Regions from separate parts of the Homo sapiens genome. Here region 2 is linked to region 1. Evidence: read pairs that join two places in POLR2A ChIA-PET (ENCODE). Cell type or tissue: A673. All regions are shown on one strand. Region 1 overlaps EXT2 (exostosin glycosyltransferase 2). Region 2 overlaps EXT2 (exostosin glycosyltransferase 2).

Region 1 (5,000 bases):
GTCTTCCTGGATCTGCGGCCTGTGTCATTCAACAATTGTGGAAAATTCTCAGCTCTGATCCTTTCAATAGGGCTTCTTTCCATTCCCCACCTCTTCTTCTGGAACTCAGCTTAGACGTATGTTGGACCTTCTCTCTCTGTTCTCTATATTACTTCACTTCTTCATATTTTCCACCTCTTTGTCTCTTTGGGCTGCATTCTGAACAATTTCATTGACTCTAATAATCTAATCTAATAATTGCAAGCCCTTGCATGTCTGTTTCTGGTAGTTCTCGCTCACAATATTGCCTATAGCTTTATGGTTGTGAGCTGCTAATTGTCCTCAGACACTTAATTTATAAGAATTATTTGAGACCTGGACTGAAAATATGGTCCTTATGACAGGGTTTGTGTCTGCTTCTGCTGGTTCCTATCAATACAAAGCCACTTTCAACTAAATTCCCTTCATAAGGCTTATTTGGATGATAACTGTAGTATGAATCCATGTGGGGGTGGCTTGTGATTGCAGTTCTTAATCACAAGGGTCAATACAGACAGGTTTACTCCTTCTTTACTCTTTCACTGAAGACATAATCTTTTAGTTTCCTAGCTTCATCCAAGAAGTTCTTGTGAGAGTTGGATGGGCCACAGGATTTAAATCCTAATCCCTGTCCCTTACTTCACAGAGTTACCAGGTCAAAGCTCCAGATCATCAAGGTCTACAAAAGTCTCCATGGCAAAAGCTGATTTTGGCTCCCACTCACCTCCCAGGATACCAAGTTTCACTTTGATTTGGGGATTAGCAAATACCTTACTTTCCTGCCAGCTCAGCAATAGGTTAAAATTGCTTTATAATACTTCATTCAATATTTTAGTTGTTCACTTAAGGAGGTCACTTAGCATATCTAACCTATCAGAAAGCCAGGGACAGAAGTCTTTTTTATATTTACACTGCCACTGTACTTATGTGTCATTGTGTTCCCTGTTTAACTTGGGGGCCAAATTTGGGTACAAGATGAAAACAATTATATGAAAAGAAAGCAGTATAATAGATGGAATGATGGGCACAGAATCTCTGCATTAGATGAATCAACATACTTTTTTGGACCTCCATTTCCTCATTTAAAAAAAGAGGTGATCAGTGGATGGGCCTTGAATATAAATATGTCTCACTTCCTTCATCTGTAAGAATAGAGCTAACGGAATGCTACCTTTTGTTGTAAGGAATAAACAAGAGAAAATACATAATAAGACCTATCTGGGCACAAAAAATACCCTCCTGTATTTTTAATTTTCCTCTCCAGAGTCCCACCCAATTCTAAAATTTATGTTTCCATGTGATACAGCATTATACTATCAACCTTATAATTATCAACACTTCACTTCTCATAGCTCCACACCACTTACAAAATGCTTCCATGTATATCATTAATTTCTTAGAATAGTTCTCTGAAATAAGTATCCTCATTTTACAGATAAGAATAATGAAATTCAAAGAGATAAGAAACTTGCCAGGGTGGGAGGATTGCTCGAGGCCAGGAGTTCAAGAGCTGGAGGCCAGGAGTTCAACATCAGCCTGGGAAACATAGTAAGACCCTGTCACTACAAAAAAAAAAAATTAGCTGGATATAGTGGTGCAAGCCTATGGTCCTAGTTACTTAGGAGGCTGAAGCAGGAGGATTGGTGGAGCCCAGGAGTTTGAGGCTGCAGTGAGCTGTGATCATGCCATTGCACTCTACAAAAATAAGATTTTTTAAAAGTAGCACGGCATGTGGTGCACACCTATAATCCCAGCTACTCAGGAGGCTGAGGTGGGAGGATCACTTGAGCCCAGGAGGTCAAGGCTGTAGGGAGCTATGATTGTGCCGCTGCAGAAGGGAGGGAGGGAGGGACGGAGGGAGGGAGGAGGGAAGGAGGGAAGGAAGGAAGGAAGGAAGGAAGGAAGGAAGGAAGGAAGGAAGGAAGGAAGGAAGGAAGGAAATTTTGTACAAGGTCAAGCTAATAAATGGTTTTGAGCTCAGGTTTGATTCCAAATGTCCTTTGCAATGGCCTTAATTATAATCAGACATAATCAGATAATCATATGATCAGAAAATAATCAGTTGCTAATTGTTACACTATTCTTCTGAAGCTATCATTATCCCTAATTTCAGTCCTACAGATGGGCAAATTGTTGCAAAGAGAGATTTGGTAAGTAACCTCAAGTCACTCAGATCATCCTCAAGAAAAAAGGGATTGAAACGTGCAGTTTAGGAATTTCTGGGCTACAGTTAGTTTACTGGAAGGCTCACAGGTTAAACCCATTTGAATGCCTCTTGAAAATTCCTGTTATTATCTGAGTTTTAGCTACGTCAATTTTTTTCTTCATATAGCACTGAAATTCACATTTGGCTAAATGCCCACCCTTCTTCCATAAAGCCAAACTACTGTCAAGGAGAGCAAGAAAGGTTGCCACTGATTGCTTTTCAGGTAGTAGAGGAAAAAGTTGACATTTCATCCTCCTCTTGCTTGGAAAGAAAGCCAATCATTTATAAGAACCCTCATCTGGCTGCAGCTTCCATTAGTGGGATGGACAGAAACCATTTAAATGGTTCAACATAAGCCATATTAAAAGAATTTGGAATGAGGGAAGAGAGGGTTCCATATGCTGATACTTTTAATAATTCATGAGTTACAGCAGTCTGCAAGTAATAAATTTCACTAAATATATCTATAGTATGATTGCTTAAGATACTGGCAAAGATAACATACCATTGATTTTATTGGTTTATAATTTGATATGTTAAAAATAACAGTTCAGCTGTTTTACAGTACAAAAGATTTAGATTATTTAGAACAAGGTCTTCAATCATCATCCTTGGACCTGCTACTTCATAAATACACTGAAAATACTTAAATGCTTCAGTGAAAAAACTAGTGACTTATCTGATTCAAACAAAGAAAGCCAATCTATAAACCAAAGACAAAGTGTCCAACAATGTTCATGATGGCTTATACTACTACATCTTATGAGAGGTAAAACAAATTTACAGTTTCAACTGATTCTCCCATACTTGAAATGCTCTGACAGTTTGAAAGAGTAGCTCATTCTCTGATCTGGGCATAAAAATGATTGTTGGTAGCCCCTGACCATATTAGAGAGGTCATCTATGGTATAGGGGAAGACTTCATTGGCTTGGTAAATAAGAACTTTGGGGAGTGATTAAATTACAGCTTATGGCATCCAAGCTCAAAACACCAACACAGTTATAACCAAGAAAACCACAGTTTCTGTATAGTTTGAGCTGTTAGGAGCCTAACACCAAAATGAAAGTTGATACAGAGTGGAAAGAAGAGACTCCACAATAAAGTGATTTCTTAAATATTAATTTCTCTGGAATTCCAATAAAGCATATGTTTTGTCTGCTGTGCTCCATCTCTGCTTCTTCCTGAAAAAAAGGCATGAACCCACAAGGGCAAAAAAAAACCTTTTATTGGAAACAAGAATGGACCAGAGTTCAACAAATTTTTGGAAGGTAAAACAGATGAAGCCTTCCTTTTTCAAAATCCTCTTGCTATAAAACATAGAAATGTAGTATAAAATAGAACAAAAATTATTTTAAATATACAGCTGAGGTCACTGGAAAAGATAAGTCCCTAGGGACCAAAAATGAAGAAAAAACTGCAAATGAAAGCTGAACGCCCAGGAGCTAGTTGGCACTGTGGCACCGCAGAGGGCCAAGCTTGTTGCAGGGGTTGGCAATGTAGTTGGTTTTAACGCTCATGCTGGAACAGGAGACTTGGTTTTGGGCACAGGAAGTAAGGAAGTTAGAAGTGAGACTTGTACATTAAACCAGATCCCTTGAAGGCCTATACAATCAGTGAAAGAGTGGGCCAGAAAAAGTCTCTCACTAGTACACAGAAGCAACAAAAGTCACTTTTCTTTCTCAACCTGAGCTTGGTGATGTGGGTGAGGGGGAATCCTCCTGGGGAATTTTTTCTTTCAATTTATGTTTGCTTATTGTTTTGCAACATTTTGTTTTGAACATCAAGCACTGTACCAAAATATGAGCCATTCATCTTAAGACAACTGTATTTACCATAATGAAGAGTACTACACTAGTGTTTACAATTAATTGCTGACAACTTAAAAAACTGATCAGTGACATTGCTGTCTAATAATCAAATGCTTCATCACAGGCTGAATGTAATTATTATTATTATTATTATTTTGAGACGGAGTCTTGCTCTGTCGCCCAGGCTGGAGTGCAGTGGCACCATCTCGGCTCACTGCAAGCTCCACCTCCCGGGTTCATGCCATTCTCCTGCCTCAGCCTCCCGAGTAGCTAGGACCACAGGCGCCCGCCACCACGCCCAGCTAATTTCTTGTATTTTTAGTAGAGATGGGGTTTCACCTTGTTAGCCAGGATGGTCTCCATCTCCTGACCTCGTGATCCACCCCCCTCGGCCTCCCAAAGTGCTGGGATTATAGGCGTGAGCCACCGCGCCCGGCCCTCAATGTAATTATATAAAGAGAAAAGTTCCTCCTCCCTTTCTTACCTTCAAACCAAACAAAAAAAAGTAGTTCTCACGTGGAAAGAGCACTTACTTTAAGAAAAAATGTAATTTTTAGCTAGTTTTATTAAACCAAGAATGCTCTATAACATGGGAAAACAAGGCTTCCCAGCGTAAATATCATGATACATGAAAAAATAAAATTCCCTGGAACAGCATGTTTTCACCAACTTGCAGAAAGAGAAAGAGCTTACTGCTTCGTAACCAAGTCAGCTCTGTTTCCCTTGGGAGCTTTTAACAGAGGCTGGGGCTCATGCAGGTTTGGGGTTTCAATGAATTATCTGAGTGGTTCAGAAACCTCCAGTGAGACATTAATGTTGAAGAAGCAAAATAAACAAAAACAAATTCTCTGGAAAATACCTCCTTATCCCAGGATGGGAGAATTTCCACAGAAAACCTCACATGTGAGATGAACTCACATTCCAAAATTATAAAACATCTAAGGAAACAATGCAACAAGAGCAGTGG
Region 2 (5,000 bases), 70 kb after region 1:
TCCAGATTCACCCCATGCGTCTTCTACCTCTCTGACTGTGCTGTGCATCCTTTTGCCGTAATAAGTCACAGACGTTAGTACAATTATATGCTGAGTCATGGAGCCCTCCTGGCAAATCATAGTAACTGGAAGTGGTCTTCAGGACCCTCTGACACACATCCCCACAGTCATGACAGTCAAAAATGTGTGTGTGTGTGTGTGTATGTGTATATATATATATATATATATATATATATATATATATATATATATAAATAGCCAAATGTCCCCTGGGGGACATAATCATTCCCTTTCTCCTGATGAGAGACAGCAGTCTAGCCCAATACTTGGTCCAAACAGGCTTTCAATAAAGGTTTGACTTGAAGTGAACTGAACTAAACTGAATTGAATTAAATAATTTCCAGAACAACTTTAGGAGGAAAAAAAGAGAAAAAGAAATGAATAAAAACTTTTTAAATCACAGAACAGATTTAAGTAAATGCTCACAGAAGCAGCAGAGAAGTAACTTTTTTCCCTACTTATAGTTATTTCTATCTCGTGCTACATAAATATGCCAAATTAAGACCCTAGGCACATAACAGAAACTTGTACCACCCCAAAGGGTACCAGCGGGGCTTATGTAGATGATCTCATCCTTTCTGAATTTATGAAAATCTAACCTCGAAATAGGGCACTGAATTATATCAGTTTCTTCTGTCCGTGAATTCACTAGAAGAATTATTTGTGTATTTCCATTGTGATGATAATCCAAAAAATTAGTATGGGGATAGTTTTGCTCATATTTAATGATGAATACTGCTAAAAAATATTCAACTTCCAAGTTTCTATTTAGTGGACTAATGAGATGAGAGAAACACTAAAAATGTAAATCATATAAAGCAGTAGAGTAAAAATGCAGATAGAATCTAGGCTGTGGGTATACATTATGTTCAGTGTAAAATTTTTTAAACTTTGCTGTTTGGAAATTTTCATAATAAAATATTGGAAAAAATATGAATCATGCATCTGTACCATATGAAGATAAATGATGTCACAATATGCTATCTAAAGGGAAGCTTCTAATGTTTCAAATAGAAAACATGGTTAAAAAAAAAAGTACATTTTCACCCAACATACAACAGTATAGGCACATCAAACCCAGCAAACCCGTAATTAACTCCATATTCACCTTAAAGATGCAATCTCATTTCAAAGAAACAGCATCAGCTATCATATTCAATTATGTTAATCTGAATGTTATTAGTTTTGTAGATGTGCTTATATTTAACCTTGTAAATTTGTTTCAGTTTTGTAGTTGCATAAGCACAAAGAGTTTAGACTGTTTTTCATTTATATTTACTTATAACAAAAATAGTTAATTAAAATGCAAAGGACCTGAATAGTCAGGAAAACTCTGAAAAAGAAGAACACAGCCTGGGCAGTATCACAAGAACCCATCTCTATAAAAAATTAGCCAAGCGTGGTGGCATGTACCTATAGTCCTAGCTACTTGGGAGGCTGAGGCAGGAGGATCACCTGAGCCCAGGGGTTCAAGGCTGCAGTGAGTTATGATCCCACCCATTCGATCCAGCACTCCAGGGTGACAGAGCGAGACCTCGTCTCTTAAAACAAGAAAAAGGAAGAACAAAGTTGGAGAACTTACATTTATTTCAAAACTTAATACAAAGCTAAGGTAACCAAGACAATGTAGTACTGGCATAATAGACATATAGACCAACAGATTCGAATTGACAATCCAAAAATAAACCCATATATCTATGGCCAGTTGATTTTTAACAAGGGTACCAAGACCATTCAATAGAAGAAGACTTGTTTTTTCAACCAGTGGTGTTCAGACAACTAGACATACACAAGCAAAAGAATGAAGTTGGACCCCCACCTTATACCACATACAAAAATTAACCAAAATGAACCATAAATCTAAATGTAAGAGCCAAAACTGTAAAACTCTTAGAAGAAAACGTAAGGGTAAATCTTCATGGCCTTGGATTAGGCAATGGTTTCTTAAAAATGACACCAAAACTGCAAGTAACCAAAGGAAAAATAGATAAATTGACTTCATCAAAATGAGGAACTTTTGTGCATCAAAGGACACTATCAAGAATGTGAGGCCGGGTGCGGTGGCTCACACCTGTAATCCCAGCACTTTGGGAGGCCAAGGTGGGTGGATCACCTGAGGTCAGGAGTTTGAAACCAGCCTGACAAACATGGAGAAACCCCGTCTCTGCAAAAAATACAAAATTAGCTGGGCGTGGTGGCACACGCCTGTAATCCCAGCTACTTGGGAGGTTGAGGCAGGAGAATCGCTTGAATCTGGGAGGCGGAGGTTTTGGTGAGCCGAGATCACGCCATTGCACTCCAGCTTGGGCAACAAGAGCAAAACTCCGTCTCAAAAAAAAAAAAAAAAAGAAAGTGAAAAGCAGTCTATAGAATGGGAGAAAGGATTTGCAAATCATGGATCTGAAGAGGTTCTAACATCTGTTATAGATAAAGAATTCTTATAGCTCTACGATAAAAGGACAATTCAATTTTAAAATGGGCAAATGATCTGAATAGACATTTCTCCAAAGAAGTTATATAAATGGCCAATAAGCACATGAAAAGATACTCAAAATTATTAGTCAGTGGGGAAATGCAAACCAAAACCACAATGAAGATATGACTTCACATCCACTAGGATGGCTAGAATAAAAAACACAGGCAATAACAAGGGTTAGTGAGGATATGGGGAAATCGAAACCCTCATACATGGCTGGTGGGAATGTGAAATGGTGCAGCCGCTTTGGAAAAGAGTTTGGCAGTTCCTCAAAAAGTTAAACATAGAGCTACCGTATGACCCAGCAGTTCTGCTCCTAGGTCAAGAGAACTGAAACCAGCTTTACATACAAACTTGTATACAAATGTTCATAGCAGCATTATTCATAAGAGCTAACAGGTGGAAATAATCCAAATTTCCATCAACTGATGAAGAGATGAATAAAATGTGGTATATTCATATGATGAAATATTCAGCCAAAAAACAAAGGAAGTACTGATTCCATGCTATTACATGAATAAGCCTTGGAAACATTATGCTAAGTGAAAGAAGACAGGTACAAAAGACCATTTATTGTACAATTATGTTGATAGGAAATGTCCAGAATAGGCAAACCCATAGAGAGAAAAAGCAGATTAAGGATTCTTGCTGGGGACAGAGGTGAGGACTGACTGCTATTGGATATTAGGTTTATTTGTGGAGTCATGAAAATGTTCTAGAATTAGGTAGTAGGCCTGATGATAGTTGCACAATTTTGTGAATATACTAAAAACCGTTAAATTATACACATTAAAAGAGTAAATTTTATGGTATATAAATTAATCTCAATTTTAAACATAAAATAAAATAAGTCAACTCTGGGAGTCCACAAAGGGAGAAAAATCCAGGAAGATGTCCTAAGCAACAACTTCATGAACCACTCAGTCTTGCTCCGCATTTGCCTAAGGGTAGGAACAAAAATGTCTCAAGCTCACCTGGGCTTTACACATCGTCTACATAACAAAATTTGCTAAGTGAATGGCTAATGTAAGTTTCAGAATTTGGTCCCGGGCCACATGGTAGAACACAAACAGGAGAGAGATGTCTTCTCCTGAGAAAAGTTCTCTTACTTCTCAGAGTCCACAAAGGTTTCTAAGGAGATGTCTGAAATATTTAAAGAATGGTTCTAATGGTCTCCAGGCAAACTATTTCCATGAGACCCATTTCTCAAACCAAATACAACATTTTTAGTGTCAAAATTTATCTATTGGTCACCTCTGCTTCTGAGCACTTCCACACAAGTAAAGGATGCTTTTATTATCATGTTTGTTTAAAGCTCACTGAGATTCTCACCAGGAAATAGCACAATTTTTACATAGACTACAGAAAAAAAAAGGTTACATCCATGCTGCACATTCATGTTGTCAGCCCTTTTCATTTACTCCCTCACATACTAAAATATGAGCCAAGAAATGCCAGACACTGAAGATATGGTAGTTTAAAAAAACAGCTGGATGCAGTGGCATGGGCCTACAGTTCCTGTTACTTGGGAGGCTGAGGCAGGAGGGTCACTTGAGCCCAACAATTTGAATCTAGCCTGGGCAACATAGCAAGACTCTGTCACTTAAAAAAGCAAAACAAAGCAAAAACAAAAACCTAACCTCAGCTTCACTGCACGTACAAAATCCAAAATCCAAACAAGACAGGCTTTGAGCAAGTCATCACGATGGGCATCATGTGTGCAGCGATGGGCATCACTCTAAGAGACGTGCAGGCTGCTATGGGAGCATAAAGCAGAGGAGCCAGGGCAGAGGCCAAGAAGGTACCCCCTCCACCCCATCCCAGAAGGTGGTTTCAAGCTGAAACCTAAGGCACAAGCAGGATGTTAGACTAATGAAGACGAGGAAGAAGGTCTGCAGACAGTAGAGAATGTGTCTGCTGCCCAGAAAAACTGAGAGAGCACAGCTTGTTCTAGGAACTGAAAGAAGTAAAAAGTTCTCAGACACAAAGCTAAAGATGGAGATAGTGGTCAGATGAAAGAGAGCCTTGAAAGATGTTTTAGGGACTGTGGGCTAAGGACTAACGTGAATCTTATCCTAAGGGCAATGTGAAGCCAAGGATCAAACTCGAGGGGAGCAAGACCAGAGGCAGGGAAACCACATAGGAAGCCGTTTCAGCAATCCAATGGAGAGATGACAGTAACCTGGTCTAGGGTAGAGGAGGAGGATTCGGGGAGCAGACAGACCTAGGAAGTATTTAGGATGCAGAATCAATACGACTTCCTACTTTGATATAGGAAACAAAGGAGAGAACGGAGTTAAGGATACCACATGGATTCCTGGCTTAGAAAACTTGGTAGACAGCACTGTGAATTTAAGGAGACAGAGAAAACTGCAAGATGAATGAGACTGCATGGAGGTGGGAAAGATGGGTGCCTCAGTGCCTCAAGGACCCTACCCTGTAACTGATGTATTGGTTGCTTTGA

What was found. ChIA-PET counts read pairs that join two places held together with the same protein. Peaks named below come from ENCODE experiments on the same cell type or tissue, not always from the same donor. Only the 100,000 strongest peaks of a DNase experiment are listed, where the experiment ranks them.
Region 2: POLR2A ChIA-PET joins it to region 1 with 7 read pairs; 3 of 35 experiments call an interaction of 5 or more read pairs at or near these places.

The regions. Positions count from the first base shown.
Region 1 is chr11:44,183,941-44,188,940 of GRCh38, reverse strand. All of the region lies in intron 8 of EXT2 (exostosin glycosyltransferase 2), which reads right to left. Among named protein-coding and RNA genes, the nearest start is that of EXT2, 91 kb to the right of the region's middle. In A673, no CTCF peak of the experiment used is centred here; a DNase peak (open chromatin) is centred at 2,210; H3K27ac peaks cover 4,709 bases.
Region 2 is chr11:44,114,378-44,119,377 of GRCh38, reverse strand. The region is part of intron 4 of EXT2 (exostosin glycosyltransferase 2); the gene reads right to left. Among named protein-coding and RNA genes, the nearest start is that of EXT2, 21 kb to the right of the region's middle. In A673, no CTCF peak of the experiment used is centred here; no DNase peak of the experiment used is centred here; H3K27ac peaks cover 78 bases.